Linked DNA regions of Mus musculus: regions 2, 3 and 4 are each linked to region 1. A link is a loop called in an ENCODE intact Hi-C map of the cell type or tissue named here. Cell type or tissue: left cerebral cortex. All regions are shown on one strand. Each heading gives the region's core, and the rest is flanking DNA. Links, peaks and the distances in the headings are about the cores only.

Evidence for each region. Hi-C counts contacts between places; a loop is a spot of excess contacts. Peaks named below come from ENCODE experiments on the same cell type or tissue, not always from the same donor. Only the 100,000 strongest peaks of a DNase experiment are listed, where the experiment ranks them.
Region 2: a loop joins it to region 1, with 3 times the contacts of the local background. A loop is called at or near these places in 28 of 42 quality-filtered maps.
Region 3: a loop joins it to region 1, with 16 times the contacts of the local background. A loop is called at or near these places in 25 of 42 quality-filtered maps.
Region 4: it touches region 1 in a loop (6-fold over the local background); 12 of 42 quality-filtered maps call a loop at or near these places.

Annotation. Positions count from the first base shown.
Region 1 is chr7:109,024,128-109,031,798 of GRCm38, reverse strand. Tub (tubby bipartite transcription factor) reads right to left here. Exons shown (of 12, transcript NM_021885.4): 5 at 7,142-7,309; 6 at 6,073-6,191; 7 at 5,012-5,209; 8 at 4,684-4,796; 9 at 3,929-4,046; 10 at 2,439-2,537; 11 at 2,074-2,245; 12 at 1-1,675. The coding sequence ends at 1,542. Among named protein-coding and RNA genes, the nearest start is that of Tub, 17 kb to the right of the region's middle. In left cerebral cortex, for the core only: a CTCF peak has its summit at 3,368 (motif pointing right); DNase peaks (open chromatin) are centred at 3,422, 3,903 and 4,640; H3K27ac peaks cover 1,248 bases.
Region 2 is chr7:108,947,323-108,954,993 of GRCm38, reverse strand. It overlaps Gm39067 (a long non-coding RNA gene), which reads left to right and starts at 282. Exons shown (of 2, transcript XR_869864.3): 1 at 282-504; 2 at 659-835. In left cerebral cortex, for the core only: no CTCF peak of the experiment used is centred there; DNase peaks (open chromatin) are centred at 3,767, 4,143, 4,459 and 5,443; H3K4me3 peaks cover 1,949 bases; H3K27ac peaks cover 1,726 bases.
Region 3 is chr7:108,810,774-108,818,444 of GRCm38, reverse strand. No RefSeq gene overlaps it. Among named protein-coding and RNA genes, the nearest start is that of Olfr514, 11 kb to the left of the region's middle. In left cerebral cortex, for the core only: a CTCF peak has its summit at 3,442 (motif pointing left); a DNase peak (open chromatin) is centred at 3,420.
Region 4 is chr7:108,938,760-108,946,430 of GRCm38, reverse strand. Eif3f (eukaryotic translation initiation factor 3, subunit F) reads right to left here. Exons shown (of 8, transcript NM_025344.2): 5 at 6,150-6,241; 6 at 5,651-5,787; 7 at 5,424-5,537; 8 at 4,489-4,970. The coding sequence ends at 4,893. Among named protein-coding and RNA genes, the nearest start is that of Eif3f, 8.2 kb to the right of the region's middle. In left cerebral cortex, for the core only: a CTCF peak has its summit at 2,239 (motif pointing left); DNase peaks (open chromatin) are centred at 2,230 and 4,672.

The DNA of each region.
Region 1 (7,671 bases), core at 760-5,759:
CATATTCAAAGCATGACTCTACATGACTCTACTTTTTAAACTTCTACTTAGCGTTTCCAAACATATCTATTTCAAAGCAAAAAGCAATGTCTAAATGCTCTTTGCTTCCCTCTGGTGTCTCAGCTCCAAGAAGCTTCTCACAGATGGCACACAGGCAAGAGCTTGGAGTTCCCAAGCCCACCAGATGAGTGGTGCCATCCCAATGGAGGGCGTGTCCAAGCCCAGCCCCAGAACCCTTGGGCTGCCTGTCACACAGACACAAAGTGTGCAGTGGTCCTGCTAAGGTCTGTGCACAGCTCGAAGTCCTCATAGAGGAGCCAGGCACAGGCCACATCAGATCAGAATGGTGTGCAAAAACTCAGACAACTTTCAACAGGGAACTGCCTGATTCCCTACTGAAAGGTTTCCAACCTTATACATTAACTCGGAGGGGTTTCATCTCTGGAACTGGGAAGAGAAAGGACATGCAGAATAGACCCTAGCAGGTCAGAGAGTCTAGTTTCTGGGCAACAGTAGGAACAAAAGAATTTGAGGTTCTCAACTCTGCCATTAACCAGTGAGGTAACCAAGAGACATGTGCCCTATACTCAGGGATCAGCATTGCTGTTGGTGAACCACACAGAGGTCCGCTACCTCTGAGCTCTTGTGGCCCTAAAATATCCTCTGCTCCCCTCACCCTGCGCCATCCCCCTAAGCATGGCACACAGCCCTCACTGATCATGGCATGCTGGCAATAATGGGAGCTGAGTCTTCCCAGAGAGGACATTCTTCCTGAAGCATACCATTACTTGAATGGTGACCTAGATCCTGTGTGTGTGTCATAGGTGTTGTGCTGGGGCTGCTGAGAGCCCTGATGTAGGGAGTCTACTGGATGACTCCTATCATCCCCATCCACTCAGATATTTGGCCTTGAGAGCTGGGTTCTTACGTGTGCAAGCACTGGGCAAATCTGTAGCAACAAATGAGCTAGCATTCTAAGCCTCCAGCTAATACACATGGCCAGGCCCCTGCAATCCTAGCAGGGACCTGCCACGCACCTATCCCTACCACTCCTAACCCCCTTTGGGCCTAATGGGCCCTTTTGAAGTGGGAGTGCTTTCTGCTGACCACCAGAGCTTTTTCTACATACAGCTTGAGTGCCCTGTACATACACACACACTCACTGTACCCCTGCTTCCCGGGACACCCACTGTCTCTGACTCGTAGGCTGAGTGGATGGCTGAGCCACAGCAGCCAGGCTTGTGCTTCCTCTCCCTCTGTACCTCCAGGTGAAGAGGCTTTCCGGTGTGATAACACCACTGCAGCAGGGGACTGACCCAGGACTGGGCATGTGTGTTGACCTTGGGGCACAGAAATATTCTTCTCCTGTCATACCCATTTGCTGTCCCCCCTGCTTCAGCAGCAGAGGCAGAGCAGCCAGTCTCTGGTTGGTAAGGCCAGAAAGCCCATAGAGGGCCTATGAACAGAGGGTAGGCAGGGCTGTCTTGGCAGGCAGGCAAGCTCCACTCCGGACTGGGCCACCTAAAGGCAGTGGGGGGCCTCTACTCGCAGGCCAGCTTGCTGTCAAAGCTGGACAGAGCAATGGCAAAGGCCTGCAGTGCACACAGTGGGTAGTTGTAATCCATGGTGAACACATCTTCTGCTACCCGGCCAAACTGCATGACGATGTAGTCCGCTGTGGCATGCACAAGCAAGAATGGTGGAGACAGGGAGACCAGGTAAGACATGGGCCACAAGAGGGAAGGAGAAAGCAGAAATGCCAAAGAGATCGAAAGGATGAACAAAACAAAGGTTCAAGAGAAACATTATGAAGCAAGAGGGTGAAGGGGGGAGATGCACACAGACAGCAGGGCCCAGGAGAGAAAAGACATCCATTTAAAGGGTATTCCCAAGCCCCAGACATGCAGGGCACTAGGGGCAGGACTCTAGATCACTACAGTTAGAAAGTTCTAACAAAAGCCATATACCCACATCCCATCACTGGCTGATATGGACCAGATCAGGGGATTGGGGGTGGGGTGGGGGCTGGGCACCATGCGTACAACATCAAAAACAGGGAGTGGCAACACTCACGGTCATTGCCGTGGATGATCTGGAAGTTCTTCACAGAAGCCTGTGTGACACGGCCGTGGAAGTTAAGTACATAGGACTGTGTGTCATCATTCCAGACTGGCGTCTTGTTCTGCAGCTCAATGATGCTCTCCGTGTTCTTGTTCTGCCAGCGTGCTAACAGGGTCTCATGTTCCTGGTGGGGTGTGGGGAGCTCACTTGAGCCAGACCCAAGACTTGGCATCATAACCCCCCCAAGGGATCTCTCCCAGGAATGAGGCTTCTTAGGGATCCCTGGACTTCCAGGGTTTCTCAAATTACACCTTGATGGGATTCTTAGAAGCCCGTACAGAGGCTGGAGCCTAGGGAAGCGTTCGATAGAGACTCACATTGCGGGGGCGGATACAGACTCTCTCATGAACCATGTTCATGCCTGGGACGATCACACTCATCTTCCGAGGTCCCTTGAAGCCTAGGACATTTGTCTCCTGGGAAAACAAGAGAATTCAGTACAAGTGTTTACCCATGGAGAGCCTGAACCAGGGAGGTAAAGATGAAGAATAAAATGTCTGCAACATCTACATTTGATGGTCTAATAGTCACCTCTAAATCTAGCACAGGCCAGACTGGTCCCATGTATACCCCAGCTTGCTCCAGTCAGTGGCCGGTCAGCAGTTCAGGTCAGAGTGAGAACAGTGTCCTCACTCAAGTGCACTAGAGTCACACAAACGTCACTCTCTCACCTCATTTCTAACCTAGCCACAGCTTCTGTCAGCTATCCATTCATGTTACACCAGCATCTAAGACCACCAGACAGCCACTAATGCAACCCCTTCTTTCTGCCCTGATCTCCCCCCCCCCCCAACATCTCAGCACAGTAGCCCTTGCAGTGTTAAAGGAGGTTTTCTTCTCCCTGCTGGAGCTGGTGTTCTGTGGTCAGGGCCTTATGTGATTTGGCCCCTACTCCTTAGTTTTCTTGCTATCTTAACTCTCTCTTCTGCAAGCACTCTGCCATCCACAGACATGCACACAGCTGATTTTCACTTCTGATCTTTTCTCAGGAGTTACCTTGGCAAGACCCTCTCTGCCGTCACTCCTACGGGTCTACACACACCTTCACATATACCCATACCTCTACTTGATTTTTCATTCTGAACACTGATCAAGAACGTGCCTATTTCATTTACATACGTTTTATGGCTTGTCTCTCACTAAAGATTAAAATGCCATAGGGTCTTACTGTTTCTGTTTACTATGTCCTAAGTCCAGCCAACACTACCATGAATTTAGACGGTCTCAGGCTGCTTCTCTAAAACTGACCAGCAGATGGCACTATGAGATCATCCAAAGTAACTGCAGAGTCTTAATTGTCCCTAAGAAGTGTCCCCGGTATATCTTCCTTTTAAAAGGAAGAAACCAAGTGTGAACAGAGAATGTTCTTCTATTTATACCCCAATCTTGTTCCTGTTGGTATAATGTTGGCAATTGCCCCAACTCCAAGCTTCCGTTTCCAGACCACGGAGGGAACAGAATCTCTTTTCTGAAACAATTCTGAAAGGCCTCGTACCAACGCAGTGCCTGGCAATGCAGCTGCAGCAGCGAGCTGTGGGTCAAGTACAGAAAGGAACCCAGGCCTCTACTTCCTCCTGTCCAGGAGCCTCCTGGGTCAGGCCACAAGGATGGTTCCCAGAGCTCCCTAGGCAGTTAGCCTGCTGTGACCTGAACCCTGAAGACAGGTTAAGGTCTAGTCCCACACAGGGTCACTCTACAGAAGACAGCCCGTTAGACACAGTCTTGACTACCCATCATGGTAAATGGGGCAGCCCCCAGTCAGGCACCTTGCCCTGGATTCATATCTGCTTAGGAACTAAGGACTCACATAGCACACCGCTGCCAGCTCCTGGCGCAAGGTTCCGCTTTCCAGCGTGGAAGAGGATGCCTTCTGAGGGTTGACGCCATTGTCATAAACGGTGAACTTGGTGCCCATCAGGTTGGACCTGAAGGAAAGGTACACACCCAACAGGCTTACATACCTCTTCCCATGGCACAGGACAGCGCCTTCTCTTCCAAGGAGCCTACACAGCATTCATGGCATGGGCCAGGCCAGACCTGGGAACACAGTGGAAGTACTCCACAAGCTGTTAACTCAAAGGGTTGACTTTCATTTCAGTGAGGAAAATCCAGGGAGTCAGTGTTCATGGGTTTCTCAGAGGGGACAATGGCACTGCTTTTTCTACAAAGTAAGCAGTGTGGCATCTAGGAGGCCTGAGAGCATTCTGCACCTCACGGAGAATGTCTGTCTGTCCTGCCCAGGTTGTGTCCAGCTTACGTTACTCATGTCTTTACTTATTCTTCCTCAATGAGACCTCACTCAGGGCCTCCCCTTCTCACCTCCTCAGGGCTTCTTTGCAGGCCTCTCCCTTGGCTCTGACCAGGGACCCGAAGCAACTCCTCCACTGGGGCCTATATCATTGGCAACACCCTGGTTTGACTTGTCACTCACGCTGGGCCTACTACCCAACACCCTGGAGCAGCCTGGTCCTGTCTGACTCAAGGCTGGGAAGACTCCTTCAGAGATATCAGAAGACTTGCTCGTCCCCTCCCTCCCTCGCCTTCCTGGGAGAACACTGGTACCGCAATTTCCCGATATAGCTATCGCCTCCCCGAGACAAGTCTGTTGGGTCCACAGAGATGAGGTAATTGGAAGTTTTACTCTTCTTTCTCTTCCTGCCCGCCAGGAGGAACACCTTAAAGAGTAGAGTAAGGCAAAGTAACATTACCCATCCGGCCTCTTTGCCCTGCACCCTCCCCCATGTACACACACAAGCACTGGCAAGCCCCTAAGCCCACACAAAACGCTTACTTCTCTGGAGAACCAAGAGGTCAGCCTCAGAGCTGAGCTCCCCTCCTATTCTAGCCTTCCGGCCTTCAAACTGAAAATACATGCCCGGAGGAACCTCACCTTCTTGCCATCCTCACGGTCTAGGTGCAGAAAGTAGGTGGGGTACATGCCGCGGTCCATCCCCTTCTTGTCCCGAGTGATGCGGCATTTGATGGTGATCCCTTGTGGGGCTGGCCTCAGTGCAAACTCCTCTAGATCCTGGACCTCAATATCCACTGGTGGCTCTGGGGCGGCTGGGCTGGGGGCTGAAGCTGCCTCCTGTGGAAAGGGAGAGTAGAAACCCAAATCAAAAGGACACTATGCGCGTGATTGGTGGTCTAGGACAAAAGTCTGCCTCCCGAGTCAGTGAGGGGAAGGAGGGGATCAGGTCGGCGTCCCTGGGATGTGGGTGTGGCCATCCTGCTCCAGGGTCGGCAGCTATCTTCTAGCCCATCCCTTTCCTCAGTAGTTCCTGAGTGGAGTCAGGGATAAGGGCAGGTTCTCAGGAGGTCATCCTGCCCAAGGCCAGCTCTTCCCATACCCTAGCCCCTTGACCTTGCTGAAGAGATAGGAAGTACAGCAGAAAAGCAGAAGAACCCAGCTAGTGAAACTCCACACAGACACCAAGCCCAAGGAAAACTAGCACCGTATGATGTTGTCGTCACACAGACAGCAAGCCCAAGGAAACCTAGCACCGTATGATGTCACATACATGAACTACTTCATGTCCTAGTTTATTGACTTGACACAGCAGAGAGGGGTGGGGGTGGGGTGCCAAAAGGTGTTCATGCCCAGATCAAACTGGCCTGTGGCCATGTTTATGACGGATGGTCATGATGTGAGAGGACCCAGCCCACTGTGGGCGGCACCATCCGTAGGTGGGTGGAGTCCAGCTATGTAAGAAAGCTATCAGAGCATGAACCTGGCACTGAGCTAGCAAGCAGTGTTCCTACACAGGTTCTACTTGAGCTCCCTCGATGATGGACTGTGACCTGACAGTGCAAGCCAAGGGACCCTTTCCTCTCCCGGATGCTTCTGGTCTGTGTTTATCACAACAGAAAACAAACCAGACCACCGCCTACTGGCAGAGCTAACTACTGACGGCAGCCCCCTAGCAGGGATGTAGGTTCCTCCTCACTCACCCGGATGGACTTTCTGCTAGTGGCAGAACTAGGGCGGGTGTTGCTGTTTAGCTGGGAGGAGCTGGAGCTGTTTTCATCCTCATCCTCGTCCTCGTCAAAGCTCATGCTGCTGGAGATGCCTACGGTGAGCAGAGTACAGGTAGGGATGAGCACACACACGGTTTATAGTGGGAATACAGGTGATCCCGTGTGGATGCACATTCAGCCACTGACTCACCTACATCCAGACACTCACAGGGATACCCATCTGCACATACCCTCACAGAGCTGTAAGGACTCCCACTCATCCAGACACATACAAGGACACGGGTTCTCTCTGGTGCACACATGAACTGGGGCTCGTCACGATTCTCCTAGGAATACATCCCCACCACCCAATTTCAGCTCAGCCCCTACCTCACACCTCTTCTTCACTTGCAGTTACATCATCCCTATCTCTTGTGTATCAAAGCCTAAGCTAAGCTGAGCCTGCCCAGGAAAGCTGCACTTCTGACGAGAGGCCATGGATGGCAGAGACCACAGACTTGGGCTCAGTCTGTGGGTGGGTCTGACTCTGCTTCCCCGAGCTTGCCCTGAGCCTGTCCCAGCTGTCCTGCCTGACCCTGAATGTCCCTCTGAGTGGCCTTACAGTTCTTTTCCCATGAAGCAGTCTTTTAGTAGGTTCTTTATAATGGGTGTGGACCTGCAAGGCTATACCCAGGATTCCCTAGGGTTAGGGTTCATGACAGAGAAATTGGGCAGTGAGTTTCCAGGGAGGACCTGCCCTGCTTCCCATCAGACAAACGGACAACTCCTTTCAAAGGGCAAAAGGAAAAAGAAATCTGCATGTAAACCTGGTCCTCGTGGGAGCTAAAGATAGGATAGGCTGCTGGCAGGCTACCCCTGTTCATATTTCTTTCTCTTAACTTGGCCTTATGACGGGTCATGGCCCCAAACTTCTCATTTGATTCCAAGAATGCTCCTCCCCCACATCCAGGGAAGGGCTGGACCAAACATAAGGAGGCTGTGTTCCTGGAGAAGAGAACCTGGGACTGAGCTTTGGTCCCAGCTGGGCCCCCACGGGGCTCACCCTTCCTCTGCATCGTGGCACGGAGGTCCTGCCCACTGGGCTGTGCGCCCCCGCCGGCTGCTGTCTCTCCCGCATCCTTGTCGTGGTCTGACTGTCCCACAGTCAAGATCTGCACTGGGCCTTGGGCCTCAGACTTGTCTTCTGCCAGAGTTGCTGGCCCGCTGGTGCCTGCAGGCCAGATACTCCTGAGTTACATCCCGAGGGAGAAGAAAGCCTGGATGCTCAGGTGACCATGAAGGGGAAGGGATGGATGACAGGACCCTCTGTAAAAACTAATGACTGCTGTCATCCTGTTAATATTATAAATTGTAAAAAGACATGGGCTTCTTTCTTCTCCGATCTTTCCCCACAGATAACTGCCAGGGGTTGAAATACTCCACATCCTTAAGACAGACAGCAACTATCTACAAAATCAACTGCACACTGGAAAGAAGAAGACGGAAAACAAGATCGATCCAAACCGTAATCGAAGGCAGCAGTCTTTCCTGGACACACCAGTTACACATTACACATACTGGTGTAATCGAAGG
Region 2 (7,671 bases), core at 2,467-7,466, 79 kb after region 1:
ACCTATTGGAATACTTCAAGCTAAAATTTTTCCTTGCACTGGCTTGTCTCAAGGATGTGGGGGAGCTAGGACTCCTAACCACTGCTCCTGAGAGTATTCAATGTTTCACTCACTTTGGAAAAGTTTCTTAAAAAGTAAAATGTACAATAACCATATAATCCAGACATTCCTCTGCTAAATGTTCATCCAAGAAAAACAAAAACACACACTCATACATAGACTTGTGCTTGATAGTCACAAAAGCTATATTTATAATAGCCCCAAACTAACAGCAACCCACAAGTCTGCCAGTAGGTGACTAGATAAACTGCAGTATATCTGTATATTGAAAATTTTCTCAGCAGTAAAAAGATATGGTCTACTGACTCGGGCAACCAGGAGGAACACCGAATGGCTCTGTGTGAAAGAAGGCATTGTGACGGCATATATTGAGTGATGACACATATAAAATTCTAGGACATATCATCAAGTCAAATCAGTGGCTCTCTGAGGATGACTCATGAGGTACAGAATTTGGGGGAAGAACGATGAGTAAGGACTACCTGCTTGCTCAGCAACACTCTAGCCACAATCTGACCTTACAACCTCTCAGTGCTGCCCCCTAGGGGACACTCTTCCCCATTCACCAAAGGATTCATTCTCTTGCTCTTCCCCACAGGACCGATTGAAGTATCACCTTGCCAGGAAGCTGCCTCACACTGCACGGTGGAACACTTCCCTTTTCCACCTGCCTGCACAATCAGCCCCTGTTCATATTTTTCTTCTCTGCACTTATACAAGTTGCTTGGTATTTGCCCACATCTATCTCAGTCCCACTAGTCAGCAAGCACTATGAGACTGGGGCCCTGTTTTGTCGGCTGTGTCATTCCCAGTTTCTAGAACACTGCCTGGCATTAGTGCTAAAAAAATATTTAATGAGTGGATTACTTTAAAAGACTGATACTGTTATCTATTTTGTAACTGGGGGCCACACCCCCTGTCACATAACTAGTAATTGGTGGAGCTGGGCTTTTTAGCCAGATCATGCCAAAAGTTCTATAGAGTTATTTCACTTTGACTCAGAGTCTAAAAGGCTAAACCAGTGAACAGCTTACTGTCAAAGAAGGCATTCAAAGTGATCTGTGAGAACAGAAGACAATTCAATAGCCAGAGTCTAAAGCTAGCAACCCTGCTTCCAGGTGTCTGTGGTAATCAAATACTCAGACATGAGACATGAAGGAAAGTTCTATACAAACATGGATGTTTACTATAGAATTATTTATAACAGTAAAAATAAAAAGGAAGCAACAACAACGAAAGTCCCCCAAATGGAGTGACTTTAGGGATTGGAAATTACATGAAATTAGAAAATAACAGGAGGTCATTCGTGGCATGATCAGTCTTTCTAAGGAGCCAGAAGAGACAAGGCCACTTGCTTAGCATCTGAGACTAGGGCTCCCAGTCTGGTCAGGTGACACAGGACGGCAATCATAGCTTCTCAGGAGGCTAAGACAGGGGAGCTGAAAAAATGTGAGGCCTGCACAGTGAAGAGTTCAAGGGCAGCCCTGTGAGACCCTGACTCAGAGTAAACTTAAAAGGAGGCCTGGAGGTATTCATACCTCAGTGGTACAGCACCTGCCCAGTACACATAGGGCCCTGGGTTCAATCCCTAGTTACTGCTGTACCACAAACAAATGAGTGCGAAGGTCTTGAGTATGATGAAAGTGTCAAGAGCTGTCATGGCCACCAGAAGTGAAGCTAGCCACGGAGAAGTAAAAGAGATCCACACACAATGTAGGTATCCCACCTGAGAAACCTTGTGCCACAACATGAACAAGCCTAAGAAAACACGTGGAGAGAGACACACAGCTGCTCTGGCTTTCCCAGCCTTGGTACCAGTTGAGTCGCAAGCCTGGCCTGGAAAAACTGAGCCCAAGCCAGAGCTCAAGAACTGTCCACGAAGAACAGTTTACGCATGGAGGTCAGAGTAAGTCAGCTGAATTATAGAACTCCCACTTCCCCTTTTCTGAGGGCTATATGCAGCACAGACTAGCCCAAAACTCATTCTATATGCTCACGAACTCTTTATCTTCCTGCCTCTACCTCCCGAGTGCTGGGACTACATGTGTGTACTCCCATGCTTGTTTTATGTAGTGCTGGGATTGAACCAGGACCTCCAGCAAGACTGGTAAATACTCTAACAACTGAGCTACCTCCTTAGCCCAGAGTTTAATTTTTAATATCTGTATGCTTTGTACACATGTTGTTTAATATTTTAACAGCAATGTGAGGTTGCGTGATCTTTTTGCATTTAATATTTATGTTTTGAAAGCCAAACAGAGGTGGTTGCTATAGACCAGGGGCTCCAGAGAACAGCCCAACCAGTGGTTTTACACCTGGGAACTTTTACACAAACAAAGTCCAGCGTCCTAATAGCCTTATCTAGGTAATTCAGACATTGGCTGGGGATTCTATTTTCTTTACAAAACTCCCAAGATATTGAGGATATCTGGGTGACAAGAAAAGACGACGTTTGGAGACAGGACCCCAGAAATGTTTTCATTTCATGGCCTAAAAAGGAGAATAACAATCTCCTACGCAGCTAGTGAAAAATCAGGGTTTCCGAGGACAGTTATGTGCTAACTAATAAAAGAGCAACAGCAGTGACTACTGTGCCCCAGGGAAGTTCTTTGAAGTTAGTTAGCTGGAGCCATGATTTGAATCCTGGTTGTCTAACTCCAGAATCTCTGATTTGTTTGTATAGGAGCAAAACCCCACCTTTAGTTACTACTAAAGGTTAGCATAGCTTTAAACTCTTCTATATTTTCATTAGGCATTTGGCATATGCTACTATCTGTCTCTACCCAACTGTAGACAGTGGAGCCATTTGGGGGATGGTTCTATGATCTTTAAGTCCTTACCCCCAGGGCTCTAGTTTTTTCTAGACAGAACACTGCCGTTCAGAAGAGCAGTTTCACTGAAGTGAGAGGTGGGGGTCAGCAGGTTAATAGGGCTGTGCTGAGGACAGAGAATTAAAAGTGTCCTGGACCAGCGGAGGCCTAGGATGCAAAGAAAGAGATGCATCAGGTGCTACCACCAGGAGAGAAAGTTGACAAACCTGTAGTTCTGCCAGCTAAGGGGAGACAAAGGGGATCACCACAGGGAAGACCCTAGGAGAGAGAGAGTTCCTCTGGGAATTAGCCTTGGGAAGGCGAGAACGGTTCCTCTGAATTTTAGAAAAACAAGCACTGTCAAAGACACAGCAAGGGTTTCCCGGGGGAAGCGAAGCAGGCAAAAGGAAGAGCAATGGGGCGGGGAGACCAGTTAAAGAAGTTTCTTCCAGCCTTCACTGCTGAAAGTCAGGGATCTGAAAATTCACTCCAGGATCCTGGAGATTTACACAGGGCTTAGAACTTAAAAAACGAAAACAACAACAACAACAACAACAACAACAACAACAACAGCAGCAGCAGCAGCAGCAGCAACAACAAAAACTATTATCTGCATGGTTTCCTTTTTAAATGGGGAGTGGGGTTCATTTAATACGCAAAAAAGAAATCAAAATGATAGAACGGATATAGTCTCTGAATAAATCTACTCTGCTTTATCACTAACTCATTTGCTGTCCTTGTTTTTCTCATTTCGCCAGGAAGTATGATTCCTTCCTCCAGGACCAGTGCGTGGGGAGCGCGGCTCCAAGCCGCCCACGCTGGCAGCCGCTTGCCATCATCGCGGGGTGTGCGCGGAGCCTGACACCCCCGCTGGAGCCTAGAGCCGCTCCTGCGCTTCGACACCCTGCTCCGGGCTAAGATCCCGCCAGCCGGGCAGAGCAGGAACCGACTTCCAGGTGCAAGTCTTGCCAGTCCGATTCGGGACAAACCAGGTCACCCACTGATTGTCGGCTGGACACACCGCGGCAGCGCGGGGCCGGTACGGCCTTTCCTGGGTTCTAGCGCCCACCTGCACCGCGAAGTGGTAGTCCGAGGATCTCGGTACCCACACACCCTCCTCCCATCGTTCTGTCCCTCAGGTGTTAGGATGCCCGCGCCTGAGCTCTGACTCTGGATATCCGAGGCCATGGGTACCCCGGGTCCCGGATGCCTGCGGATGCTGGTGCGTGAATTCATGCTGGTAGCTCTGGGCGCTCACGCCCGCATCTTCTTTGAGCACGCGCGTTAGCGGCACCCACGCGGAGCCAACCCGAGGTACCGGGAGAAGCTCATCTTCCCAGCACGCTCCTTACCTGTCGTAGCTCCAGCGGCTGTAGGACAGGGTGCGGTGGCTGCTCACTCCCTCCATCGCGGTCCTGGACTGGGCTTGGGGCTCCACGGGCGGCGGCTGCGCGGGGCTCGGTGCTCGCTCACTCGCGGCGGGCCCGGCTGGGGCGCGGGCGGAGGACTGTACCATTCGCCCCCCCGGGGGTGACCCCCTCCTGTCTCCGCCAATGGCGAGGGCGCACGGGCTGCGGGGACCCGGACCCGAGGGGGGTCCCCTCCCCTGCGCGCCTGTCCCGCGGGGGCGCGGCTGCGGCAACTAGACTGCTTATTTATTTATTTCCGATGTGTGCTCCTCGTTGCCATGGCAACCGCTCCATCTTTTCCGGCGTCGGTAAAGCACCGCTGATTTTAAACCTTACCAGGACAGAGATGGCTAAGAGGTTGCGCTTTCTGCTTGCTTGGGGAATCCCGGATGCGCTCTCCCTCTTCTGCAGAGATGTGCCGGCTCCACCCTCAACAGAAAAACCTCTGTGATTTCCTTGATTCCTGAGTTCTCCTGGTCCATGTCTTCCCAGCACAGAACTCTTGGAGCAAAGTTACTCTTCAATCACAATGTCTCTTTCTTTGCTTGCAGGGAATGGAAATCCACTCCTGCTGCCATCTTCCCTCACTGTATTTCCCAGGCCCACAATCTAGTTCTTTTGGCTCTCATTATGATTCACAGAGCCAGAGAACCAAGGTCTGTTAACACTCCCATTTCTAGAGCATCTCTTTCTGTTTATGTTCCTTTGTGCTTTTTTTTTTTTTCATTAACACCACAAATCCTTTGGAAAATTGGCTCATCCGAATAGGATCAAAGGGAGTGCACACAGATTTTCCTTCTCAACAAGGGGAATATCTGAGATTTTGTATAACTGTGCTTCAAAACTGTCAGGTTCCTCCTGTAGAAAGCTGACACAATGACAAAGGTCAAGGGTCCTTTCTTTGGGGCCTTGCTAGGCAATCCCACCGGCCTGGCTGAGAACTCTGTGCTGATGTCCAGGGTACAGCCTTCTCTAGAGCTGAATCAGGACACCTAGCTTTGAACTTGTTTTCAAGATCTATCTGATTTGCAGCCAGGGAAGGCTAAGTGGAGGGACCACTGAGATAGAGCAGATGCAAAAGGGGTGACTAGGGCCTGCCTGTCTTCCAGGCTACTCTGTCCCTCCCCCCACCTTGGACTTCTGGCTGCTGGGGTTTACAGGTATAATCTTCTTGCAGAGGTCAAAGAGGCCTAAGAAGGACTTTTCAGTGCAGCTGTTGTGGGAAGTCTGAGCTAACTTCCATCCAGGTCAGGGTCGGGGAGGGGCCCACATTCATTCTCTGCAGGCAGAGTGCGGGAGGGAAGGCAGGGTTTGTGTGAGCCCTACTAATGCTTGGAGTCTTAACCCAGTGCCTTTCAGGAGTGGCAGCCAGCAGTGCACCTGTTGCATTCAGCCTGCATATGTGGTTTTCCTGAACATTTTTACATCGAATAAATTGACAACACTTAAATACCTGGATAGGGCTAGGGAGATGTTGTCAGTCAAGTGCTTGCACTGCAAACATGGAGACGAGTTTAATACTGAAAATGAGGATGTGACCACTCTAAGGTATGGTTGGGGAGGTTTTTATTATATATATGTGAGGGAGAGTGCAGCCAGAGTCCAGACTGAACTGGGCCAAGAGAGGGCGGGGGGGGGGAGAGAAAAGGGGGGGAGGGGGAGGGACAAGGAAAAGAGAGGGTCAAGAGATAGGACCAGGAGCCAAGTGAGGAGGACCAAAAGAGCAAAGAGGACAAGAGAGCAGAGAGCTTGGCCCAAAGGGCAGGATTATGATAGAACAAGAAGCTGGGGGAAGGAAAGCCCCTGCCCTGATGAGATCTCAGGTAGGGAGTGGGTGAGAGTTGCTGAGAGGCAGCAAGGACTCTGTGAGTCTAGATGCTAGTGTGTGCTTTGGTATGCTAATGAGCACCACAGCCAGCCTTTTGTCCCAAAGTTTCTTTGGGCTTTGGGACCTAACAGATCCCAAGATGACATACACACCACACACACACACACACACACACACACACACACACACACACACACACACACACTCTCACCTAGTGGCCTCACTTGTAACTCCAGCTCTGGGGAGGATCCCTGGGGGCTAGCCTACTTGGCTAGTTCTATGTTAGTGAGAGACATTGTCTCAAAACCAAAGTGGATGGCTCACGAGGAAGCACACTCAAGGCTGATCTCTGGTCTACACACACACACACACACACACACACACACACACACACACACACACACATACACACATGCATGAACACAAACGCATACATACAACTGGGAGATATGATTTATCTTGCTTTAGTCCCTTGAATACTAAGAGAATGTGAGAAATCTGGGGCTGAAGAGAAGTAGCTACCCCTCGAACCGGGATCAGAGAGCACACCACTCTCCTGTAGACCTCGGGCCACACTCAGCCAGGTTCTCACTACCAACTTACCTGGTCCCTGTTGCTTTTGAAGTTGCCATCCTTGTTCAGTTAAGTCATGTCTATAACCACTGACATTTCCAAGCTGACTACCAGAGTTGTCAGAACCAAGGTTTATCAAGGCCAGGCACTTAGCATGTACTGCATACATGAAGCAGACATGTAGCCAGCAGAGCTCACAGACTTTTGAAGACTGAGTCCTGTACAGGATCCCCTTTGATGGTGAGACTTCTGATATGCTCATACCTCGGAAACGGTGTATTAAGGTTCAAAAATGAATTCATTACACTATGTGAGGTCTTGATTTATTATTTGGGCAGAAGTAAGTTCATTTTTCTGGGAATCTGTGAGCTCTTCCACATACAATGCAAAGGCCTTTGCCCTTGTGTGTTGTAAGACCAGCCCCAAATAAGTCTTTTTTTCCCAAATAGCATGATGGAATGGTATCAGGATCTCCCTCAAGGGAGGGGTCCTGCCCCATACAGCACCATCATCCCACTGAAAACCAGACTGGATCAGAAACAGCAGACAGAGTGGCTTCCTGAGACTGTCACTGGCCACTGTCTGTCAGGCCCCTTCAGCTAGCCTTGGTAAGACCACTGGGTTATTTCCCCAGGAAACCAACTAGCTGCTACTGTTTGAATCCCATAGCTCTAGGGGACTATAGCAGGTGTACTGAGCTCCCAGACCTGACACTCAAGAAACAGAACCAAGCTCAAGGCCTGTGAGGAAGACTATATTCTATATATCACTTAGGGAGTTCTAGACTAGCCTGGAGGAATTGCTTAGCAAGGCCCAGAGAACGTATCTTTCTTTGGCTTTTATCAGGGTCAGCATTCTGCAGGAAGGGAATGTGGCAGTTTTGAAGTATACTTGTAAAACCTTGGCTATTTCTCTTTTTGAGAGGAAGTTCTATGTGAACTCCCCTTGAGCCTGTAGGCCACATGACTCTTGAGGTGAAGGAAAATAAGGC
Region 3 (7,671 bases), core at 1,550-6,549, 210 kb after region 1:
AGGAAGTGAAAGATCTGTATGATAAGAACTTCAAGTCTCTGAAGAAAGAATTTAAAGAAGATCTCAGAAGATGGAAAGATCTCCCATGCTCATGGATTGGCAGGATCAATATAGTAAAAATGGCTATCTTGCCAAAAGCAATCTAAAGATTCAATGCAATCCCCATCAAAATTCCAACTCAATTCTTCAACGAATTAGAAAGGGCAATCTGGATTCATCTGGGATAACAGAAAACCTAGGATAGCAAAAACTCTTCTCAAGGATAAAAGAACCTCTGGTGGAATCACCACGCCTGACCTAAAGCTGTACTACAGAGCAATTGTGATAAAAACTGCATGGTACTGCTATAGTGACAGACAAGTAGACCAATGGAATAGAATTGAAGACCCAGAAATGAACCCACACACCTATTCCCAGACTCTTACATTACAGCTATGTTCTTTGTCCTGCACCTTCTCAGGGGTGGTGTCTCCTCACCTTCTCCTGCCTCTTTCTGCCCTGCCCAGCCATTGGCTGTTGGCATCTTTATTTACCAATCAGAACCAACTATGTGCACACACCCTAAGTGTCTTGTGTGCAGACAATTGTGTGAGTAGTTTTGGTGACCCAAATTAACATAATAAACCCACTCTACTGCATTATCAGGCTGTTTATGTTATGGATTTGGCTTCTGTTCTGTGAGGACACAAACTCTAACAAAGTGTCTGATCTTCTGACTTGATTTTGGAATCCGTTGGAATTTCTTTTATAGAGAAAATATGTCTCTCTGCTACTTAAAGAATGGGTAGGTCCCTATCATCCACCCTAGGATACAAATGTGATTATTTAATTATTTTAATTTCCTTTATTCTTGAATCATTTTTTTGTGTTCAATCTTTTTAAGAATGAATGGACATTTTTCAACAATGTTTCAATTTCCAGGATTTAGAGATATAAATAAAAATTCTTTTGTTTAAGCCATCCACTCTGCAATGTGTCACATTATACTATCCCATGGAAACCAGTGTATCCATATTTTTAAAAGTATTTAATATCATTACTCTTCATACATAATATTTATTAAGGAAGCCCTTTTGTAAACCTATGACTTAAAGCCAACTGAACAATTACTATTTTTAATCTGTAAATGTATTTATTGACCGTATGTTTTGTCTAGGTTTTGATCCCTACTGTGTTTGCTGACAACACAAGCTCTTATAATTTGAAATTTTGATCTTTTTTATTTCTTTGAATGTATCTGTCATTATTGTTTCCGTTCTGATTATTCTGACAGAATGGAATGGCAAAATGTGGCTTCCTTGCTGCTCCAGAATGGTGACCAGGCTCCCATCTCACTAGTGACATTGTCGGGGAGGATCCCTCACACAACCATGAACTGGTTTTGTCACTTGTCTCTTTAACTTCATCCATGCCCTTACAGCCTATTAAAGTAGAGGCCCAACGCAATTACATTTTTGTTGTTGTCCCACGAATAAACACCTGTAAAGTCATTCTGCTAATGTTCCATCCTAGGTTGTGTTCTGTTCACTATTATCCCACAAGCTTAACAAATTGAGCACAATGGGTTTGTCCTGTGAAGAGACAATTTTAATGATCGTAAAATGACTTGTATGGATAGACACTGTTCTAGGCCCTAGGAAAGCAAGATAAGAAAGATAGTCTAATGAGAGGAACTTATTTAAAACAAATGAAAGATTTGTTTACATGTATTAACAATTATTATAATTGTTACGAAGGAAACAGAGGATGCTGTGATGTAGTAACAATAAGGCCTTATCTCCTTGACTCCTGGGAGAAAATGAGCTTTTAAACCTTTTGAATGAGGCTTCAAGACTGATAGAAAAGCCAGAATGGGGCACTAAACAGAGGACCTATACAGCAGGAAGAAAGGCACAGGGCTTAAGGGTCTTGATGTGAAATTTTACAGGAAAGGAAAATCTGTAGATGTCATGGAGAGGTGGAATGGAGAGGTGAGCAGAAGAGATTCTATAAAAACTCATGGACAGTGAGAATGCCAAGTTTCGCCTAGTAGCCACTGTTGAATAACAGAAGGCTTTCAGACAAGGAGAGACAGGACCATATTTCAACTTTTGGTATATTCTGTGTGCTGAGTAATTGATAGGATGAAGGAATGGAAATAAGCAAGGAAGAGTCAATGCTACCCAGGCAGGACTGATGGTGGCTCAAGCTAGGAGAGATGAGAGTGTTTCCATGCTTAAGTAAGAATTCCAACTGACTTAACCTGATTGGGGATTGTATGCAGAAGCAGATAGGAGAAAAAGAAGTGTCAGGAATAAGTCTACACTTCAGGTTGGAGGTTCTCATTACTGAGATATGAAATGGATGGGAAAGAATCCTTGTGAGGAGTTGAAATCCAGTTTGGAGTAAACAACACTTAAAATGCTTGCTTACAATCAATGAGATTTATTAGCCAGGCTAAGAATTGTGACCAGGAGCGGTACAGGGAGACAGCGTTATAGGGCAAAAACAGGGGAGGGATGCAGGCTCTAGGAAGGTGATTTTAAATATACCACAGATACTGTTTATTATGTGAATTTTACAATAAAAGGAAAAGATGGGTAGAACTAAATGCAGAATGGTGAGTGTTTTTTTTTCTCTTCAAGAAGTTATTATTCCCACTTCTAGTAAAAGAGAGAAAATGGGTACCAGTAGAAACAGGTTGACTATTAGCTTCATAATTTGCCCAGAAATGATCCACAAACACATGTTATCTCTGCTATTTACCATGAAGTGTAAAATTGGAGGTAGAAGGAAAGTTTCCTCATTAGTTCCTATCATTTGAAAGATTTTGTGTTCTACTTCAGGAAGCTGTGCATGCACATGTACACACACACACACACACACACACACACACACACACACACACACACACGAGATTATTATAAAAAGGATTTAGGTATGCTACAAATATATAGTTATTTTGTGTATAATTTTAAATAATGGAAGTGTAAAAATAGGGTCCACTATGTAAGACTGAATTAAATTACTGCATAGGTTGCAGTCTTTCCGAAAAATCTAATAAAGAAGAAAGAGTGAATGCATTTAACACAGGGCTTGTGCCGATGTTTTCTGGGTAAAAGGTGAATATGAGTGGATAGATTTGTATACAAATAATGGGGAGAAAAGAGTCCTGTGAAACTACAGTTTCTAAACATTGATCTGCTTAGATTAGAAGACCAGAGGACACAGTATTAAAACAAAGAAAATGAGTTTAGGAAAACTGTCAGAAGGGAGCTTCTAGGTTCTATGTTAGAGGCCAGACTGGTCTATATAGGGAGTTCCAGGAGAGCCAAGAGTAAAAGTGAGACTTTGTTTAATAAGACAAGCAATCCCCAAGAACAACAATATCAACAAACAAAACCAAAACAGTTCTGATCAAGTCTGGTATGGCAGTAGATGGATCGAATTCACACTGCCACCTGGTGGTTCAAGAATGTAATTGATGTACGCTGTTCTGAAAGTCCATAAAATTAAACTTGGTCATGCCTTCAACATTTATTTATTTATTTATTTATTTATTTATTTATTTATTTATTTATTCATGCATTCATTCATTCATCTATTATTAGCTATTATCTTTATTTACATTTCAAATACTATCCCAAAAGTTCCCTATACCCTCCTCCCACCCTGCTCCCCTACCCACCCACTCCCACTTCCTGGCCCTGGCATTCCCCTGTACTGGGATTTATAAAGTTTGCAAGACCAAGGGGCCTCTCTTCCCAATGATGGCCGACTAGGCCATCTTCTGCTACATATGCAGCTAGAGACACGAGCTCTGGGGTTACTGGTTTGAAATAATTGGATCAACTACACCGGTTCCAGACATAAAAAAAATTTGGCAGGTGAAAAATTCAGAGGCAAATCTTACGTTCTTAGTAGGTGTTAGGCTTAAGACCAGAATGGCTGGCACAATCTTCACTTTGCCATCTCCTTTCCAAGTCTCTTGTCTTTCATCACCATTATCTCCATCACCACCACCATTAGCATTACTAACATCATCAGCATCATCAGCATCACCATACCTATTATTACCACAGCCATCACCATCATCATAATATTATCACAAGTGCTGAATACTCCATCAATGGGTGATGACACTAATTTTGAAGATTATGGGAACCTTGGAAAGAAGGACCTAACTGGAATAAACAGGTGTGCGTGTGTTTGTGTGTGTGAAGGACATATTTTTCTCTCCTCTGTGCGTTCAGGCCTCTTTATCATGCCTTCCTTTTCATGGATTAAAATACCTGACACTGAGATGAAAGACATCCTCGAGTTGTTTCCTCAAGCAGTTCTATTGTATTTTGTCACAACAAAATAAGGTCTAAAAAAACATAGGGAATTTGGTACTGAGAGATGTAGTTAGATGTGTGACTTTCTGATCATGTGGTTCACAAGCCATTGGAACTGGTTTGTGCAAGGCATTTGGAAAAATCTGAAAGGATGGGCTAGAATTCTGTTGCTACAGAAGTGCTAGAATTCTGGGAGCATATCTTAGTGGGGGTCATACAGTATGAATATGAAATATCTCTCAGGGCAGTGTTTGGGCCCTGAGTCCTCAGTTATTATTTTGTGAAGGCATAGGTTCTAGCTGACCTAAGCCACTAGAGATGAGGTTTGAGCATATAGCCTGGCCCTGTTAGTGCAAGACTCTGATTTCTTTGTTGGTACCATATGAAAAGCCATGGACTAAGCTGCTTCAGCCTTCATGCCTTCTCTGCTGGGAAACAGTGGTACAAATAGACGACTTCTTAAAATGGCCTCTGTCAGGCATTTTATTACAGTGAGGATAGAAATAATTGAAACAGAAAATAGGTACTGGCAAGTGGGGTTGTTGCGCTGTGGTAAACCTGATCATGTTGTTAGCAAACCATTGCAGATGGTTTGTGTGAAGAATGTGGAACTATTTGGAGATGGGATCTATAGAAGCCCCAGCACATTGTAAGCCATTCTGCTGGGCATTCAGAAAGCCAGTATGCCAACAGAAGTGCCAGCAAAGGCCAGGCTCAGAATGGTTCAGAGGCAGAAACAATGCTTTTGGGAATAGCTAGAGGGCATACATATGACATTCTGGCAAAGAATCTGGCTGTATTCTGCTCATATTCTGTATATCTGAGTGAGGCTGGCCGATCACAAAAATAATGAACTAGTTTACTTAGTGGAGTAAATTTCAAGAGCAGCATAGTATTTACAGTGTGAAATGGTTATTATTTTTTGCCCTTGGCCAGATTTATAGTGAGCAAAATATAGTAGAATGATCTGACAAATATGCAGTTTGCTGAGGAAAGAAGTTTTCATCCCTTAACATTGGAGATAAAGCAGATGCAGACAAAAGTGTCACTGTGGTTAAAGAGATTAGAGCCAGTAATGAGAGACCATGCTCCTCACTTCATACTAAACAATAGGGGAGCTGTCTATTGTCTTGAGGACAAGAACCTCTAATAGAAAAGGATCCAGAATATGAAACTGAACACCTATTTGAAAGTTTACCCTTTAAAAGAGAGTGCCTAAGAAAATAAAGCCCACAAGGTGCCTGACTCTAGAAACATACTCACATTAAGTCTACTGCAGATGTGGTAAAAGAGGGCCAAGCAGAATTTTTCATGACTTATATAGTGATTGTACGTATGACATATATTATACACAAATATTTATATATAGTATATATTTAAATATATGATTTTATATGTTTACACATAACGTATAACAACATATAGCATATAATATAAAATATAAATATAAAGTATCAAATATATAAAATATAATACACAATGCATAATATATAGTATAATGCATAATGTATAAAATACTATATGATATATAGTATATAGTATATATAATATATAATAAATATGCATAACAAATATATAATTTATAATCTATAGCATAAAACATTTAACACATAATATATAGCAAAATAGATAACATATAATATATAGTACATAGTTTATAATATGTAACATGTGATATGTTATATATAGCATATAGTATATAATACATAGCATATAGTATATAATATATAACACAATGCATAACATATAACATATAGCAAACAACATATAATGTATAACTCATAATGCATAATGTATAGGTATAGCATATATAATATACAATAAATTTAAGTATTATATATTTATATATGATGATATATGATTTATATAGTGTTTTATATAGTCATGATTTATATAGCACTGTTGTACAAGAACAAAGAATGAAAGAGCGAGGAGCCATCGTGGTTCCCGGATCCCTCGGAGACTAGTCTGCTCAGGTGAGAGTGGACTGCAGAGGCTGACATCTTTTGGGACAGGCAGAGGCCACACAGCTTCTGGGGCTGACCCCATTTTGGGCTCCAGGCATCCGGACACCTTCCTTGCCAGAGGAGAGGTGTCTGCCCCGCCCAGGAGGGCTTTGCCAGAGCACCTGGGGGAGCTGTCTCTGGACAAGGATCTCTCAGAGACTAGACTGTGTAGGTGAGAGTGCCGACTACGGAAGCTGCACAGCTTCTGGGACAGGCAGAAGCCACATAGCTTCTGGGGCAGACCCCATTTCGGGCTCCAGACTTCCAGGAACCTCCCCTGCCAGAGGAGAGGTGTCCGCTCTGCCTGGGAGGGCTTTTCCAGAGCACCTGGGGGAGCCATCTTGGTTCCCAGGTCCCTCAGAGACAAGCTGGGATGGGTAGAAGTCACACAGCTTCTGGGGCAGACCCCTTTTCAGGCTTCAGACATCTGGGCACCTTTCCTGCCAGAGGAGAGGTGTCCGCCCCCTCGGGAGGGCTTTGCCAGAGCACCTGGGAGAGCAGACTCTGGTCCGCAATCTCTCAGAGACTAGACTGTGTAGGTGAGAGTGCCGACTACAGAAGCTGCACAGCTTCTGGGACAGGCAGAAGCGGCATGGCTTCTGGGACAGGCCCTGTTTTGGGTCTTCATCTTCTGCCAGGAGGCAGGTCCAAAGGCCAGATATCTGTGCACTTTCCCTGCAAGTAGAGAGCTTGCCTGCAGAGAGTACTCTGACCACTGAAACTCAGGAGAGAGCTAGTCTCCCAGGTCTGCTGATAGAGGCTAAGAGACTCACAGGAGGAACTAGCTCTAACCAGAGACAACTATAACAACTAACTCCAGAGATTAAGGGTGGCTAAGGCAAATGTAAGAATCTTACTAACAGAAACCATCATCAGAACCCAGTACTCACACCTCAGCCAGTCCTGGATACCCCAACACACCTGAAAAGCTAGACCCGGATTTAAAAGCATATCTCATGATGATGGTAGAGGACATCAAGTAGGACTTTAATAACTCACTTAAAGAAATACAGGAGAACACTGCTAAACAGGTAGAAGACCTTAAAGAGGAAGCACAAAAATCCCTTAAAGTATTGTAAAAAAAACATGACCAAACAGGTGATGGAATTGAATAAAACCATCTAAGACCTAAAAAGGGAAGTAGACACTATAAAGAAAGTCCAAAGTGAGGCAATGCTGGAGATAGAAAAACTAGGAAAGAAAACTGGAACTATAGATGCAAGCATCAGCAACAGAGATAGAAGAGAGAATCTCAGGTGCAGAAGAGTCCATAGAGAACATGGGCACAACAATCAAAGAAAATACAAAATGCAAAAAGATCCTAAGTCAAAACATCTAGGAAATCCAGG
Region 4 (7,671 bases), core at 291-5,290, 85 kb after region 1:
CTCAGAAGGTAGGACATGGGCTATATGAGACAAGATGTAGTGGGAGGAGGGTAACAACTCTAGCAAGCAGTTGGAGATTGAGAATTAAGTTAGGAGGACCACAACGGCAAAGGCGTTCAGGAGAGTGTCACTCCCTCGAAGTCCTTGGTTGTATCAGAGCAGGGCTAGACTTCCTTAACTAGGAGGCAGGCCAGAGAATCTATTTAGGATTTTAGGGAATGGTGTAACTGAGAAGGTTGGTGGTTGGAATACATTTGGCAGATGGTTCCAGAGAACCTAAAACCTATTTAATGTCTAACTTTGAGGGTGGTGGCGGTGGTGTTACTGGAGACTGAACCCAGTGTTTTGTGCATGTTAGGAACATGCTCTGTCATTAAGCTACATCCCCAGCCCTCCACTTGACTTCTAAATGTAGACTTAAGCATGAAAATGATCTTTAATAAGTTCCAACTAAGGTGCCAGCTGCTCCAGTTCGAGTAAGTTAAGTCTGATAGTGCCCGAGGTTCTAGATTAGATAACAGATAAGCTCTGGAAAGTTGTGTTTGAAGGCTAGGCCTTACTGTGTGTAGTAGAGAAGTAGTTGGACTTGGAAACAGAATTCATGGTTGAGTCACTGGGCCCCGGAAAGCATAACACTGAGCTATCAAGACACAGGACTAACATTGCCTGCTGTAATTTCGGATATCCGACCATTAAGTTGGTGATGTATATTGACCAGTTAACCAGCCACAGACCACTAGTTCACTGCATGACAAAGGTGATATCTAAACTATAACTACACTACTCTCAATTGTAGCTGCTTCTCTAAGTCCTCAGGTGAGTGGGGAGGGACACCCTCTCAGGGTTAGTATACTTGGCCATCAACTTTGTAAGTAGGGAAACAATCTGAGGTAAGAATCCACATATTGGGCTGGAGAGATGGCTTAGCAGTTAAGAGCACTGACTGCTCTTCCAGAGATCCTGAGTTCAATTCCCAGGTGGCTCACAACCATGTGTAATAGGATCTGATGACCTTTTCAGGTGTGTCTGAAAATAGATACAGTGTATTCATATACATAAAATAATTCTTAAAAAAAAAAAGAATTGGGCTGGTGAGATGGCTCAGTGGGTAAGAGCACCTGACTGCTCTTCCGAAGGTCCAAAGTTCAAATCCCAGCAACCACATGGTGGCTCACAACCATCCGTAACAAGATCTGACTCCCTTTTCTGGTGTGTCTGAAGACAGCTACAGTGTACTTACATATAGTAATAAATAAATTAAACAAAACAAAACAAAAAAAAAACACAAGGCTTTGACGCAGTCCTTTAAAAAAAAAAAGAATTGACATGTTAAATTGGGCAATGAAGAATAATTTGACTGGCCGACGAGAGGCCTGCATACACTAGATTAAAAATAGTCTAGGTTAAAGGAATGTGAGTGGACTATTGGAACTGGTACCAGGTGGTCTAGGTCTTTCTCATGTTAGAGGCCACAGGAAGCATCTACTGTCAAAAAGATGCTCAGTGACCTATTTCTAGATGCACAGATCTCCTTGCATACATACAATTTTGCTCAAGGCTTTGTTGCATGTGCTTTTTCAGTGGTCCCAAAGTATGATCTCTATCCAAATGTTTTTATATCCAAACTGTTGGCTTATATTTTCAGTTAACTCCAACCTCAACCTCAATCTATCCCTTACATTCTCAATAAAGCAATTTTACCAGGATCTCAAGACCTCAGACCTCCAGTCTCTAGAATGTGGCAAAAGTCTCATACTTACTGCCCTAAACTCTAGTGTCATCTACAAGGGCTAGGTTCTTTAATAAGGGTTCCAAAGCCATATACTAGCTCCACACTTCTCCTTGCTCAGACATTTCTCACTGGTGTAGTCAGGGCTAGGCTGGAGCTAGCCCTGCACATATCAGCCTCTGGATTTTCTACATAGAGGGGCCTAGGTTGTAATACACATTGTGGTCTGGTTGGAAGGGGAGAGGGCCCTACATTTACATTTTTTCCATTTCAAGTTCTCAAGTAGCTTACATGCCTACTTGGAGTGTTTTAGGGGTGAGGATAGGATAACATTCTTTGGTGTCATCATTCTATGGCTCCCAGGTGGCTAAAAGAAGTGTGTCCTGGAGCCTTGGCCACTTATTTTGCACTGTCTTGGCATTTTTTTCTGGGTAACCTTAGACAACTGCTTGGGCACTGATAAAGGATAGCCAGAGTTCTGAATTTTGTAAGCATGCCCTCTAGTGGTCACGACTGAGAAAGCCCAATAAAACACGCAGCTGGTCATATACAGGCAGGACTAAGGTCATGAGGATGGAGAGATCTGGGGACAGATGCAACCAGAGAGAGGAAAAAAAAAGATCATTTTGAGACATATGGACCAAGATGAACCATACTAATCATCAAAGAACAAGCATGTATATATAATTCATAGCCTAGATGCCACCACAACTGCTTTCCCTCCTGGGAGAGAGCACAGCAGGCCAGAGTGTGCGTTACTGAGTGTGGGTCCAATACAAGAGAGCAGTAAATACACTTTCACCGATATTATAGGCATTATCATATTTTCATGTACAGCATGAGTATCGATTACAGATCCCACCTTATCTATTTCTCATTTTATCTTTTAGACCTCTACCAATACATAGGGAACTGTCTCATTCTTAACTGCACAGTATTGTATTTTATGAGCATGTCATAAAATCTTATTTATGCACTATTTTGCTAAAATCAAATCAGTCCTTCTATAGGATGTATGTATGTTTACACATATGCCTATGAATTTTGGAGTTAAAATTTTGTGATTTTGGTAAATATAAATTCAAAATGCTGCAACATAGTTATCTACCTGCTGGAGATAAATGTTCATTGTTTCTTTCTCTGGCCACTACTACAAGCCATTCACAGAAGAGAAAACGTGATAAAATGGCATCCTATGAGATCAGGCATATTTAAATGTTTATTTTTTTGTATAGATAAGTGGACTGTTTGTATCCCTATACCTAGCAGATAATTGGCCTTTACAAAACAGGTTGTGGGACCAGGTGTGGTGGTGCACGCCTTTGATCTCAGCATTTTTCTAAGGCTGAGGCGTGGGTGTGTGTGTGTCTGAGTTTGAGGCCAACCCAGTCTACACAGTGAGTTTCAAGACAGCCAGAGCAAATAGTAATACCGTCTTGAAAAGCCAAAAATCAAACAAACAAAAAACCCCAAACCAAAACAAACTGGCTGTGGGAGTTCCCGTACAAGAACAGTAGTCTCTGGTAGGAATTTCAAATATTTCCCCGCTTTGTATTTGTACTGTTTGTATTTAGTTTCACAGGGTTACAGAATCTCGATCTCTGAGAAGAATAGCTCAGGATTCTCAGTGCTTAGGAAGTTCCTCCTCGTGGATTAAGAACAGGCCACTGGAGTGTCCTGCTTTTGAGTCAGTATATCTATCTGCTGTGGTCACAGTTCAGAGACAGGCATAGTACTCTCTGCAGAAATTGTTTTGGAAGGCATTTATATTTTTCCATATTAACAGTTAGAAACAGCCTGCCCATATCAAAGTATCTTTGCATTTGACTAGTATTGTGACTAATACATAATTTACTTTAAGAAACGTTTCACTCTTATCTGGGAATATGCTCTTTAGGAATTGCTGCCGGTGTTTCTCATTAGCATTCTACTTGCAGTTGGGTTTTTGAATAGGACCTGATGCTGCTCAGGCAAGTGTCTCGCTTATACACAGATGAGGATTAGCTTCAATTCCCGATTCTCTGGCTCCCTTCTTCCCTGTTGGGATTACAGGTGTGCTATCACACCCTATTTTCTGGGGTGCTGGGGACTGAGCTCCATATGCCCTAGGCATTCTACAGTTACAATCCCAGACTTCTCAGCATTTTAGTGTTCTTCCATCGTATCAACTAGTCAACATACAAAAACAAAACGCCTCTTTTCTACATTATTTTCAATGCATTTTTCTCTCATTTAAAAATGTCTATCAAGTTTGGAATCAATCTAGGTGATAATGAAAAATACTATACTAATACCATCAATTCATACTTGTCTCTAGACCCATTAACCTGCCGCCCACCTCCGCACTAGTCCAGTCACTCACCTGCATTGTTTCTACTTGCTGGCCTCCCTGTGCCTCTAAGGCGACCAGCCACTAACTGTGATTTCAGTGTTTAAGTTTACCATCCTTTGGCGTTTTGGTTTGTGTAGGCACATGCATATCTTACACGTGTCTGTACTACAATAGCTTTCCAGACTGAACAGTCTGGTGAAGCAGCTATTCCTCACCATGAAGGTTTTCTGCTCCTGTGGATCCATGGGTCCCAGGACTGAGGTGTGTGCCCATCCTCTATCCTGTTGCAGCTCACTAGCACATCTCTAGGTCCTTCCACACTGCACAAGGCAAATCTCTTGACTGCCATTCCAGGTAAGATGTTATGGAAGAAAAAGGGAGAAAAAGAAAGAAAAAACCAAACCAAACCAAAAACTGAAACAATCTTGGAGATTCCATTTGCTATTATCCTAAGTTAGAAGAAGAAAAAAGTATCACTGTAAACCACTGTGCCAAGAAAAAGCTGCTTGGTGTGGGGCTGGGTGACACTACCGCAGCCTAGGCTGTGGGAGCAGCCACTGTGGGTGAGTCATGCCAACATAACCAGCTTCTCCCCACAGTGCCCACTCCCTGGCTTCCGTGCGAGTTCAGGAACATGCTTCTTTCTCCTGGCCGACAATAAACTCGCATCAGATAAAGTTCATTTACAAAAGGTAAGCTATGTTTATTTGGAGTCACAAGCAGCTGACTGAGTCACCGTGACTCAAGACCACAAAGAAACCCTTTGCCTCCACTTCGGTCTCAGCCCTGTGGTGAAAACCTCGACCAGCACAAGTGCCTCTTGGGGCTCATTCACAGGTTTACAAGTTTCTCGTTGAGGGCAATCTGTGACTGGGTGAGATTGGCCAGGTAGGTCACCATCAGCAGGTCCTGGAAGTCAAAGGATAAGCAGTGAGAGGCTGAGTGCAACAGTGACAGAAAGGCTGGCTAGCCAGCTCCACCATGGACATTGGCTGCGAAGAGTCCTGGATAAATGCTGGTGAGGCAGACTGAACAAGGGTTGGAGGTAGAAGCCAGGAAGGGAATGTGCATGACTGCTATCCTCTCTGATTCTCATAGATGGGGGACTGCAGTATAGCCCTGTGCAGTATAGGGTATGTGCCCTGGGGAACACAGATGGGGAAAAGTAGGAACTGACTTTGTTAAACTGATTTTATCAAGTCTTCTAACTGAGTCTAGTTAACAAGTCATGGCAATACCAGTAGTACTTCAGTCAAGCCATTAGGAAGTGGAGTCGCCCTGAACATACTATACTGCCTCCAACTTGGACGACATAGCAGAAGTCCCTCCACCCAGCTCTCAGGGTGCAGCCACGGAACTCACATTGATGTTGCTGTTGAGCATGGTCTCAAAGTCATCAGGAACTATCTTGGGTACTTGGTTGACAAGGCTCATCAAGAAGCGGCCCACCGTGTTGTCAGCAGACACTTTCCCAGACTGAGCACAGAACAAAGACTCAATGAGGCACTGTCCTGTCAGGTACTGTCATGTCACCAGCAGACGGAGCAGGGATGCCCACCCTCCCTTGCTTTTCCCTCCCCAATTCTCACCAGCACATCCTCAGCATACTGTAATACAGTGCTTAGAGCATCCTGGATGCGAGCTGAGGCCCCTCCCACTTGTTGTAAGTCACTTGAGAGTCCAATCACCCGGTTGGGGCTAAAACACGTCTTCATGATGAGGTCAACTGTGGGAGTGTGGGACAGGCAGTAAGAGACAACACAGAAAGCTTAGTCATGACAAGAGGAAAGAGGTCTCTAGCCACCTACTAACTCCCTCCATGCCTTCTGGAAGCAGTCAGTTCCCCAAAATCCCTGCTCTCCCTGACTGACTACCTGCTTGCTAACTATTGGTTCTGGCCTCATATGGATGACTATATGGCCCGGGACACTGACAATTCCCCACCCTGAACAAACCTTCAACTTTCAGTCAGCATGAACCTTGAGTGTGTTCTTTAAGCTACCCAGGGCTTCCATCTTTGTCAGAAACAGCTCCTCTCTTGAATAATCCTAGGGTCTCCAAGTGTGTACAGCAGGGAAGGAAACTCACCTCCAATGCGTTCAGTGTCATAATACGCGTACTTCACTGTGAGAGGTGTGAACATCACTCCCATGGTCCTCCCAGGGACACCCATTAAAGTGCTGGGGAAGAAGGAGAAAATTAATCGACCATCGCCCCTGGGAGCAGTTTCCTTGTGTAGACTAGGCTGGGAAAGCAGTCAAAGTTAGTGTCTTCCTCTTGAGAAGGCCGGGACTGTCCCAGAGTTATCTTGTGAGCAAACTTTCCTTTTCCTCTTTGGCTTGGAAAGGTACAGGATGACTTCACACACCATAATGCCAGTGAGGATGACAGGACTCTGGATGCTCCTGGCTGGCCAGACACTCCCATTTCCAGGGAAACCAGACACACCAGAACATTCTTTTCTGGGCCTGTGCTTTTGCTTTTCTTTCTTTTTTTTTGTCTTTTTCGAGACAGGGTTTCTCTGTGTAGCCTTGGTTGTCCTGGAACTCACGCTGTAGACCAGGGTGGCCTCGAACTCAGAAATCCACCTGCCTCTGCCTCCCAAGTGCTGGGATCAAAGGTGTGCGCCACCACACGGGCCTGCGCTTTTCATTACCATGAAAACGCCAAACTAATTCATGTCCCAAACCACTAGATTGGGCGCTAGAAGTAACTCAATAAAATTGTGCTTATTTCAACCCTGCATTTTCATCTGGATTTTGAAGAAAATGAATTTGTAGAGACTAGCAAGGACATGAAGGTAAGGGCCCAGTGCACAGTAATAGGCTCAAGTTATAGTAATAAGCTCTTCTTTCCTCAGATGCTAAAGCCTTCCCCAGCAAGCCCTGACAAATGGTGGTGTAGCTGGCAGCAAGTTTTATGTATCAACACTGCTATGTTACTGTTCAAAAGTATACTTATTTCTAGCTTAAAAGATGTGTTCCCAACAATGCTAGCATCTTCTAGTCTATAAATACTGTGCTTAGTCCTAGGAATAATGAATGCACTAACTAGGGTTTGTAGTAGCTTGACATAAGCTAGGCGATTCCTCTGTTGGATTGGCCTACAGGCAAGTCTGTGAGGCATTTTCTTGACCGATGTGGGTGTACCACCCCTGGGTAGGTGGTCCTAAGTGGAATTAGAAAGCAGTCTGAGCAAGCCAGGGGAGCACAGAGGTACGTGCAGCATCACCATGGTTCTGCTCCAGGCTCCCGCCCTGACTTCCCCCAATGTAGACTGGGATCTGTAGGCTGACATAAGCCTTCTCCTTCCCAAGTTGGTGTTGGTCTGTGTTTTATCACAGTAATAGAGAGCAAACCAAGCTGTGCAGTGGTGGTGCATGCTTTTAATCCCAGCACTTGGGAGGCGGAGCCTGGTCCGAGGCCAGCCTGGTCTACTGAGTGAGTTCCAGGTCAGTCTGGGCTATACAGAGAAACCCTGTCTCCAAAAACAAAACAAAACAAAACAAAACAAAACAGAACGCAAACCAAGACAATGAAAAACTAATGATAATTCAGAAAAGCAACAAATACAGGCTCAGAAGAACCTGATAAACACATCATGTGTGGGT